Regions from separate parts of the Homo sapiens genome. Here region 1 is linked to region 2. The links are chromatin loops, found by intact Hi-C in ENCODE. Cell type or tissue: heart right ventricle. All regions are shown on one strand. Links, peaks and the distances in the headings refer to the core of each region. The heading gives the core; the rest is flanking DNA.

Evidence for each region. Hi-C counts contacts between places; a loop is a spot of excess contacts. Peaks named below come from ENCODE experiments on the same cell type or tissue, not always from the same donor. Only the 100,000 strongest peaks of a DNase experiment are listed, where the experiment ranks them.
Region 1: a loop joins it to region 2, with 7 times the contacts of the local background. A loop is called at or near these places in 2 of 110 quality-filtered maps.

The regions. Positions count from the first base shown.
Region 1 is chr3:129,341,469-129,345,858 of GRCh38, reverse strand. It overlaps the pseudogene MARK2P19. Among named protein-coding and RNA genes, the nearest start is that of H1-10, 27 kb to the right of the region's middle. RefSeq lists an enhancer at 634-1,461. In heart right ventricle, for the core only: CTCF peaks have their summits at 1,575 and 1,781 (motif pointing left); no DNase peak of the experiment used is centred there; H3K4me3 peaks cover 937 bases.
Region 2 is chr3:129,827,458-129,831,847 of GRCh38, reverse strand. TMCC1 (transmembrane and coiled-coil domain family 1) reads left to right here. Exons shown (of 7, transcript NM_001017395.5): 4 at 3,340-4,045. The coding sequence starts at 3,470. Among named protein-coding and RNA genes, the nearest start is that of TMCC1, 64 kb to the left of the region's middle. In heart right ventricle, for the core only: a CTCF peak has its summit at 2,096 (motif pointing right); DNase peaks (open chromatin) are centred at 2,109 and 3,834.

The DNA.
Region 1 (4,390 bases), core at 185-4,184, 490 kb after region 2:
TTTTTGTTTTGTGTGCTCTAAAATGAGGTAGGTGGCCATGGGATAGTTGAATGTTTTTTTTTTTTTTTGGCACTGAGATGTTCTCAGCCTTGAATCCCATGGCCACCGTGAGCTGAGTTGTTGGAGTTCGGGTGGTCCAGGAGTGGCTCTTTGTACGATATCAATGAGATCTCTGGCCACTGTTCACCCACGGGCCCCTCATCAGTTGTTCCAGTAGGGATCGCTCCCTAACGTTTAGCATTAAGTACTTTTTAATAAATCTTTCAATTTGAAGAGGGAAAAAATGGTGGGGAATAGTATTGTCCTGTGATAATTTTTTTCCTCAGGTCCACCAGGTTCCCTGAGTAGAAGGTCAGGGCCCCGGCCACCATGGAATAGAGAATGACATGGAGGTTCCATACGTCCATCACAGGGCACTGATACACCTGGCCCAGGGAGAGTTCTGGGGCAGGAATTGTGGCTTTCTGCCCTGACTTCTGACTCTCCTTGGGCAGCCAAAACTTAAAAGTGTGAACAGCCGGCTCCCTTTGAGCTGTCTTTGGTTCCACAAGGAAGATGGACTTTGTCGGATGGGGAAGAGCAGGAGGGACACCCAGAAGGAAGGAACTGTGCTTAAATGACGGAGCCCTTCCTCCTCTGCACTTTTCCTGTACCCCAGGATTACGTAGGTGGCCATGGGATAATCAGATACTTATTTTTTGTAGGGTGGGGGAAATACTGATTCCGAGATGTGTGCTGCCTGGCATCCCATGGCCACCATGACCAGGGTTGTAGGGGGCCCAGGTGCCCAGGGTCTCTGGTGTCAGCAGCGTCTCCTGGCCAGCAATTGACCCAGGGGTCCCACATCAGCTGGTTTAGTGGGGGCCGCTCCCTGGAGTCGAGGGTGAGGAATTGTTTTACCAGTGTTTCCAGTGGAAGTGAAGAAATAGGTGGGGAGTCATATAGCCTGAGGTGGGAAGGGACCACGGGTAGGGCTGGATGTTCTTTCAGCCTCCCTGGCAGAGATCACAGATAAGAGTGGTCAGCTTGGCCAAGATTCTGTGGTGGCTGGCTGTGATGTGGGGGAGGGAGGCAGTCCCCAGAGCAGGAATGCCTTCCCAGGAGCCCCTGTCCTTGCAGGGGAGGAGCCGGCCATCCTCCCCTCAGAGCCTCCTTCACTGCAGCCCGTAGGGGGCGGGGGCGAGTGACCTGGAGGATCCCTGCCCCAGGGGCAAACCTCTGGGCTCTGGCTTCAGCCCCACCCCCGGGAAACATTCACAGCCCCTCCGGAGGACAGCCCTGCTGCAGGAAGACTCTAGGGCAGGCCCAGCTGCGAGGGTCCTGGGCTGTTGGTGACAGTACCCCAGGCTTCAAACTCTCCGGGCCTGGGGGCAATTCCTTTCCCTGGGTACAACAGATTCCCACCCCGCCCTGCCCTTCTGCTCACCCCACGGGGAAGTGGCCCAGGAGTGGAGGCGTGGACAGGCATCCCAATGTCTCGAGTCAGGGTCAGCGTGGACAGCATGGCCCCCGAGGGGCAGACAGGGTGCAAGGGTAAGGTGCCAGGCTCCAGGGCAGCCCCTGACAGGCGGTCTGGCGGCCTCGGGTCTCCGTGGAGACGGGGCTTCCAACGGCCATCGGCCCCGCCCAACCTGGGCAAAGAGACCCAGCCTGGGCTGGGAGGCCGAGACAGGGACCCCCCACCCCCACCTGCAGCAGAGCCTGACCCCTGCGGGCGGCCGGGGCCGTCTCCCTCCAGGCGCTGCTGCGCCCACACGGGCGGGCGCCCTCTGCAGGTCCCGCAGCTCCTGGTCCCGCTCAGCGCCTCCAGATGCCTCACCCGGGCCCTCTCCGTTGGGTCCCCGGGGCCTCAAAGCGCTGGCCAAGCAGCGAGGTCACTCCCCTGAGCCACCTGTCCTTCCCATGGGTCCTTTGGACCCCTGGGTTTTAGAGTTTGTCTTTCCTAAGTGCCGCCTGCCCGAACGCGGCTGCCCCAGGACTGCGGCTGTCCCAGGATCACAGCCAACCCAGTGCGGCTGCCTCCCCTGCAGGCCACCCATCAAGGGCACAGGCAACAGGAACTCCAAGACGCAGCGGCCCGCCCTGCTCGGGGCTGACCCTCAGAATGGGAGAGGCCACGAACTCGGGTCCTCTCCCCTTCCTCAAGGCTCCTTTCTCACCTGGGGTGAAGGGCTCCCAATCCCAGTACCTCAGGGACCTTCCTGTTTCATTTATACCAACAAATAATCATTTGATGTTCTGGGACAGACAAGACAGACACGCTGGCCCCCAGTGGGCGAGAGAGACTAGTCTATCAGCACAGAAAATTCCCAATAGGGACAGGGGCTAGGAAGGAAACACCAGGAAAAGTGAGGGTGGAAGACGGGGGTGACCCTACTGCAGATGGGGTGCTCAGGGAGGGTTTCTCTGAGGAGGTGACATTAACTAGACTGACAAAAGGGACGGGCAGGGCCTGTGAAAGTCTTCTAAGAGAGGGAACGGCAATGCCCAGTGGGCTGTCCTAGGGAAGGAAATAGGACAGCAAGGTGGTGGGGGGGGGATGTGAGCCTGGCAGGCGGGACCCAGACACCATGTGATGGGTGCAGGGGTGGGACCCACAGAGGCTCTGAGAAAGCCCTGGGCCTCAGAACACGGGGAAACAGGAGGACCCACTTAGAGGCCTTCACAACCTTCTAGGGTACAGACAGTGCAAAATGGCTTAGGCCAGAATGTGGTTTAGGTTTCAGAAGGGTGCTGGGTCCCCCACGCTCTTCTTGAGGCTAAAGGGCTCCAGCTCCTTAGGCCATTTCCACATGGTTCTGGGGCCCCACAGACAGCCTTCTGACGGTTTTCTTCTGTGGCCAGGCAGGGGTTGTGGGGCGACCCGCCCCTCACTTGTCCAAGTGGACAGATGAAGGGAGCCTCTAGGAGCAGGATCGCTGGATTGGGAATTAGACTTGGAGCGTAATCCAAATGCCCCACGGGCCCTGCCTCTTTTCTGGAGCTCAGCTTCTTCAAGAAAACTGGGGACAAGAGATGGCAAGACTAGCTCTCAGGACCCTTGCCCCTCCACCCCATGATACTTTCAGATGGTTCTCAGGGGCCACCTTTTTCAGGAAGAATCGGGCTACAGGAAAGTAAAGGGAGGAAACGTGTTTTGAGTGGCACTTAAGTCAGGCTCTAGACTAGGTGTTGGTTTGGTGGGGCTTGCTTTTCCTCCTGCCCCAGCCCGCTTCACAAAACCTGAGTCCTGGCTAGGCTGGGAGTGAGATTCCTGTTTCTAGATTTTCATCATTCTGTGTAGCACAAAACAAGGTCGGGGGGGAAAGGAGACAGATATTAGCAAGTATATAAAAGATAATTGGCTGGGCATGGTGGCTCACGCCTGTAATCCCAACACTTTGGGAGGCAGAGGCGGGCAAATCACCTGAGGTCAGAGGCGGGCGAATCACCTGAGGTCAGGAGTTTGAGTCCAGCCTGGCCCGTATGGTGAAATCCTGTCTCTACCAAAAATACAAAAATTAGCCCGGCATGGTGGTGCATGCCTGTATTCCCAGCTACTTGGGAGGCTGAGGCAAGAGAATGGCTTGAGCCCAGGAGGTGGAGTTTGCAGTGAGCTGATATTGCACCACTGCACTTCAGCCTGGGGGACAGAATGAGATTCCATCTCAAAAAAAAAAAAAAAAAAAAAGATAATTTAGCCAGAGAAAACCTAAAAGAGGAATCAGGATGGGGGGATTAGGAATGGCAGAGTAAGAGCTGGGGGAGAGGAAGTTAGGGAAGGGGCTGGAACAAACAGAAAGGAGGTGGGGGAGGGGACCAGGGAAATAAAGTCCAAGAGGTCAGCAGGGATCAGAAGCCACAGGCTTAGTGGGGGCCTCAGGAGAGCAGCAAGCTGCGTCTATCTTGGAAAAGTGGAGAGAGGACTGCAGTGACCTCAGCGGGGAGGAAATGGGAGGTAGCAGGGCAGAGGAAGCAGCGGACAGACAGGAGGAAGAGATGGTGCCCTGGGTCAGGTGGCGGCCACCGCTACCATCACCAGAAGTAGAAAACTCTGTGTTCTCCTTACCTCTGTCACCATGACACCCCCATGCTTTCTGCCCCCACCTTCTTTAGTAATAGATGCTGGCAACTAAGGAGCAGAATCTGATTTGAGGTTGCCGAGGAAACCATCAGGGGCAGCTGTGAACCCACCAGCCTTGCCCAGTAGGGAGCTCAGGATCCCTAAATTGGATGAGCAAATAAGCTTCTGCAGGCCTTGCTGTCCAGGCAAATAAGACGAGGGCAGGGCCATGTGGTGGAGGTGGGTCTCAAACAGGACTCCCAAGGGCACAGGCCCTGCCCAGCCTTGGCACCCAAGGCAGAGCTCGTCAGCCCTGGGCCCCTGTGGGCTGCTGTGGCCACCTCCCTT
Region 2 (4,390 bases), core at 328-4,327:
AATTTTATAAACTGAGCAACAGTTGTTCATATTCATTTGAGCCTCTGTAAGACATACAGAAGAAAAGAAGGGTGTCCCTGTACAACTTTGAGACTATTGAATTTCTTTTGTGCTTGCATTCTTACTGTCAGCAATTTTATAGAGTTAATTATTGCAACATCACTATTGTTGGTATTTTTGCCACAGCATTTGACTTTGGTGGCCTTAAAGATTTTCTATTGGCCTACAGAAAATTTTAGTAGCCTTCAAAACCTTAACTAGTTTCTTAGTGCTGCTATTATGCAGATGATAGCTACAAGTGTAAGTACCATATTACGTTTTATAATCAGTACAGTAGATTGTTTTTCAAAATTATTACCTTAAAACTTGATGTTTAAAGCTCAATTTAGGTTTCTTTAGGGCTGCATGCTAAGTGAGGCTATGTGCTGGTATGATTAAGGTAAGTTTTGCCTTTGAAAATCCGATAATTTATTACTGTTTTGTTGCTTATTCTTCGTAGCTGCGAAGATAGTCTTGGCATGGAAATTAACACCTTACTCCCAGCTTTTCCCAGGAAATGCTAACATTTCCTTGTAATCAATCATCATTTTGAATTATTTGAAAATAAATGATTTGGCCGGGTGCAGTGGCTCACACCTGTAATCTCAGCACTTTGGGAGGCTGAGGCGGTTGGATCACTTGAGGTCAGGAATTTGAGACCAGCCTGGCCAACATGGTGAAACCGTATCTCTCTAAAAATACAAAAATTAGCTGTGCATGGTGGCACGTGCCTGTAATCCTAGCTACTCTGGAGGCTGAGGCAGGAGAATTGCCTGAACCCAGGAGGCAGAGGCTGCAGTGAGCTGAGATTGTGCCACTGCGCTCCAGCCTGGGTGAAAGAGCAAGACTCCGTCTCAAAAAAACAAAAACAAAAATAAATTGTTTTACAAATGCTTGTGAAATCTCAAATGAATTTACTGATATTCAAAATGTACCACATTCTCTATTTTTTAAATAGGCAGCAACCAGATGACCAGTTGATTAGTTTATAATAGTGCCCAAATAAGTAGATTTGCTGAGTAATAAATTCCTAGTACCTTTGCATATGAGACAAGTAGAATGATCCTCAGCTAACCTTGACATCATTCCTTTATTCTTGCTGTCTTTTAATCTCATGGGATAAACATATTTTATACATTTTACTTCCAACAACAACAACAAAAATCAGTTGTATTAGCTAATAATGTGCAAATAGAGGAAAAAGTAAACTACTTTTTCAGTACTGTTCTGCTGCTTTCACACCCTCCCATCTTCTCAGGATCTAAATAGCCCAGTGCAAGAAGAGATGAGTTGATACACACTGATAGGGGATTATTTTGGTTACATTAGCCCTTTTCCTCTGAGAAACTCAATTCTTTCAGTAACTATTAGCCAGCAAGACAAACTCATGAGGAATGGTGAGATAATTACTATTTTTTTTAAAAATCAGAGTAACATTGTATTATGTGTTTATTTCATATTTGGTTAGAAGGGGATAATTAAATATATAAACTATTGGCAAAATTTTTGCCCACAAGGAGCACCAGAAAACCACACCAGAGGCCAAGACAGTCATTGATCTAATAAGGGCAAGGGTTTCTTTCTTGGTTCTCCCAAAGGGAAAGATATGAACAAAACCAATGCACAATCAGGAAAAGGGTAACAGGCCATAGTGGGATGGCTAGATTTCAGTGGAGCCACAAAGAATTTGGGTGAAAGGCAATGAAACTTCCATTCTCATGGTTGTTATTCATTTGCCTAATTTAGGAACAAACAATTTTGTGGCATTTAGAAAGTAGGAAGGTACTAGAGAGAGACAAATGTCTTTATCCCTGTCTCCCTGTTTATGCTCCTCTGTTATGAAGAGATTAGGTAATGGAATCACAGGCATGAAAGAATATGGACAGTGGAGCCACAATGACAGTGCCCATAAAATATTTGAAAAAAGTCTTCTGAGAGTAGTCATCAGGAACAAAACTTTAGTGAGTTTGCATTCCTGTTCCACTAAACTCTAGTAGCCTTGAGTTCACAGGGAACTCTTTTATTCAGCTAATTTATGGCTTTCTAGATTGCCACTTGGTGGCAGCAAGTCCACATATTCCCAGAACAGGAGCACCATGGTGCTTCATTGGTAGTGGCTTAAATTGTTGAAGTACTTGGTAGTGTAGGGAGTTTTAAAGTCCTTTAAACAAAAATTTAAAGAAAAATATGGAAATAACCTCCTACATCATATTTTGCATTCTGTAGCAGCTTCTGTGCATGTATATAATTTTGTCTTATATATTTGCACAAATACAGTACAAAAATAAACACTTTCTATTAGGAAAAATCTCATCATCTCCCATCCCCCCCTCCCTTTTTTTTTTTTTTTTTTTTTGCATGTGATTTTAGTAACCATGGCAGTTGCGTTGATTTTACATCTCTTAGTTTCAGCTTCCTTTTAATTTCTTGCATTTAATACTGGTATATGTTTGCTGTTTGACCTTTCTTTTTCTCTACTTTTCTATCCTACCCAGTTACTTTGCTTTTGAGTTTGTATGGATATATGGGAAGCTTCTGTCAGGGATGACACTATAGAGAAAGGGATTTCTTTGAATCTCCTTTCTTGATAGCTGGTACTGAGCAAAGCTCTAGTCTCTGATTCTGATTCTGTCTGAACCATTCACTCATATGGTGCCAGAAAGGTCATTTGTGCTTCAGCAGAGAATTCAACTTACAGGATTTTTATTTCCATTCTCTTCTCAAAAGAGCAAACCTGTCATCTCTAGTTACCAGTGAACTTGATGAATATGAATGGTAACACACTTTTCCATTAAAATCCACATATAGTTAGATTGGGATATCCATTTCTCACTGTTGTTCTTTGATTATACTGAGTTTCAGCCTGTGAATAATTAACTGTGGTTATGAATGAGAGGGATTAAATTGCCTCAGCTAGAGTAAACCTATTGGATGGTCTCTTCTCTTGATTTCCCAAGCAATGGCTGTTCTGTCAACTACCATTATAGTGTCCATTCCAAGATGGCTCCTCTAATATCTAATTCTGTATATATTGAATCTTGTAGGGATTTTTGCTTTTGAACATTGCTGTTTTAATTTCCTATGGACTTGTTCTGGGCTTTTTCTCTCATTCTAAAAAATAATCATTACCCACTATCTAGAAAACTGTCTTTTAATCTTCTGATTAAAGATTGCTTAATGATAGTGCCTATTTGTTTGGCCAGTAGCATGTTTTTCTTTGTTTTAACACTGGAGTTTCTGCATGGATTTATAATATAAGGTTTTTTTTTTGTTTTTTTGTTTTTTTGTTTTTAACATTAGATAGGCATGAAGCCTTCGTCTCACAGCTGCATGCGTAGTCACTGTTGAAGCAAATGCCTACCTAATTTGACACTCTTGGTGTGTTTAAAAAATTTTTTTGAGTTTGCAAATAAGCATATTAAGTCTACTGATGGAGCCTTCGGGCAGTGAACAGTTATTTGAGGACCCTGATCCTGGAGGCAAATCCCAAGATGCAGAGGCCAGAAAGCAGACAGAATCAGAACAAAAATTGTCTAAAATGACCCACAATGCTTTGGAGAACATTAACGTGATTGGCCAAGGCTTGAAGCATCTCTTCCAGCACCAGCGCAGGAGGTCATCAGTGTCTCCACATGATGTGCAGCAAATTCAGGCAGATCCAGAACCTGAAATGGATCTGGAAAGCCAGAACGCATGTGCTGAGATTGATGGTGTCCCCACCCACCCCACAGCTCTGAATCGTGTCCTGCAGCAGATTCGAGTGCCACCCAAGATGAAGAGAGGGACAAGCTTGCATAGTAGGCGGGGCAAGCCAGAGGCCCCAAAGGGAAGTCCCCAAATCAACAGGAAGTCTGGTCAGGAGATGACAGCTGTTATGCAGTCAGGCCGACCCAGGTCTTCATCCACAACTGATGCACCTACCAGCTCTGCTATGATGGAAATAGCTTGTGCTGCTGCTGCTGCTGCTGCTGCATGTCTACCAGGAGAGGAGGGAACTGCGGAGCGGGTAAGTTTGTAAGATTTTGTTTTTCTGTTAACTTACTGTTTTTCATACCTAGGACTCTCCAGACTTTCCTTTGGTAACTAAAAAGATATCTCAGCAAATACCTTAAAGTTGTGGTAAAAGAATTTTTCCCCTTTTCAAATGGGTAAATAATAATTATAGCTAATGAATGAATGCTTAGAATTATATTCCTATTTCCTTCCTAACATAGTGCTATATTTTATTTTATCCTTTCGTTAAAACCTTAAGTATATTTCATGTATTCTTTCTGTATATTTGAGGGTCAGTTTTATGGTAGAGCAATAAAGATGCTTTGTTTCTTATTGTTTTGATTTTGCACATGGAGAT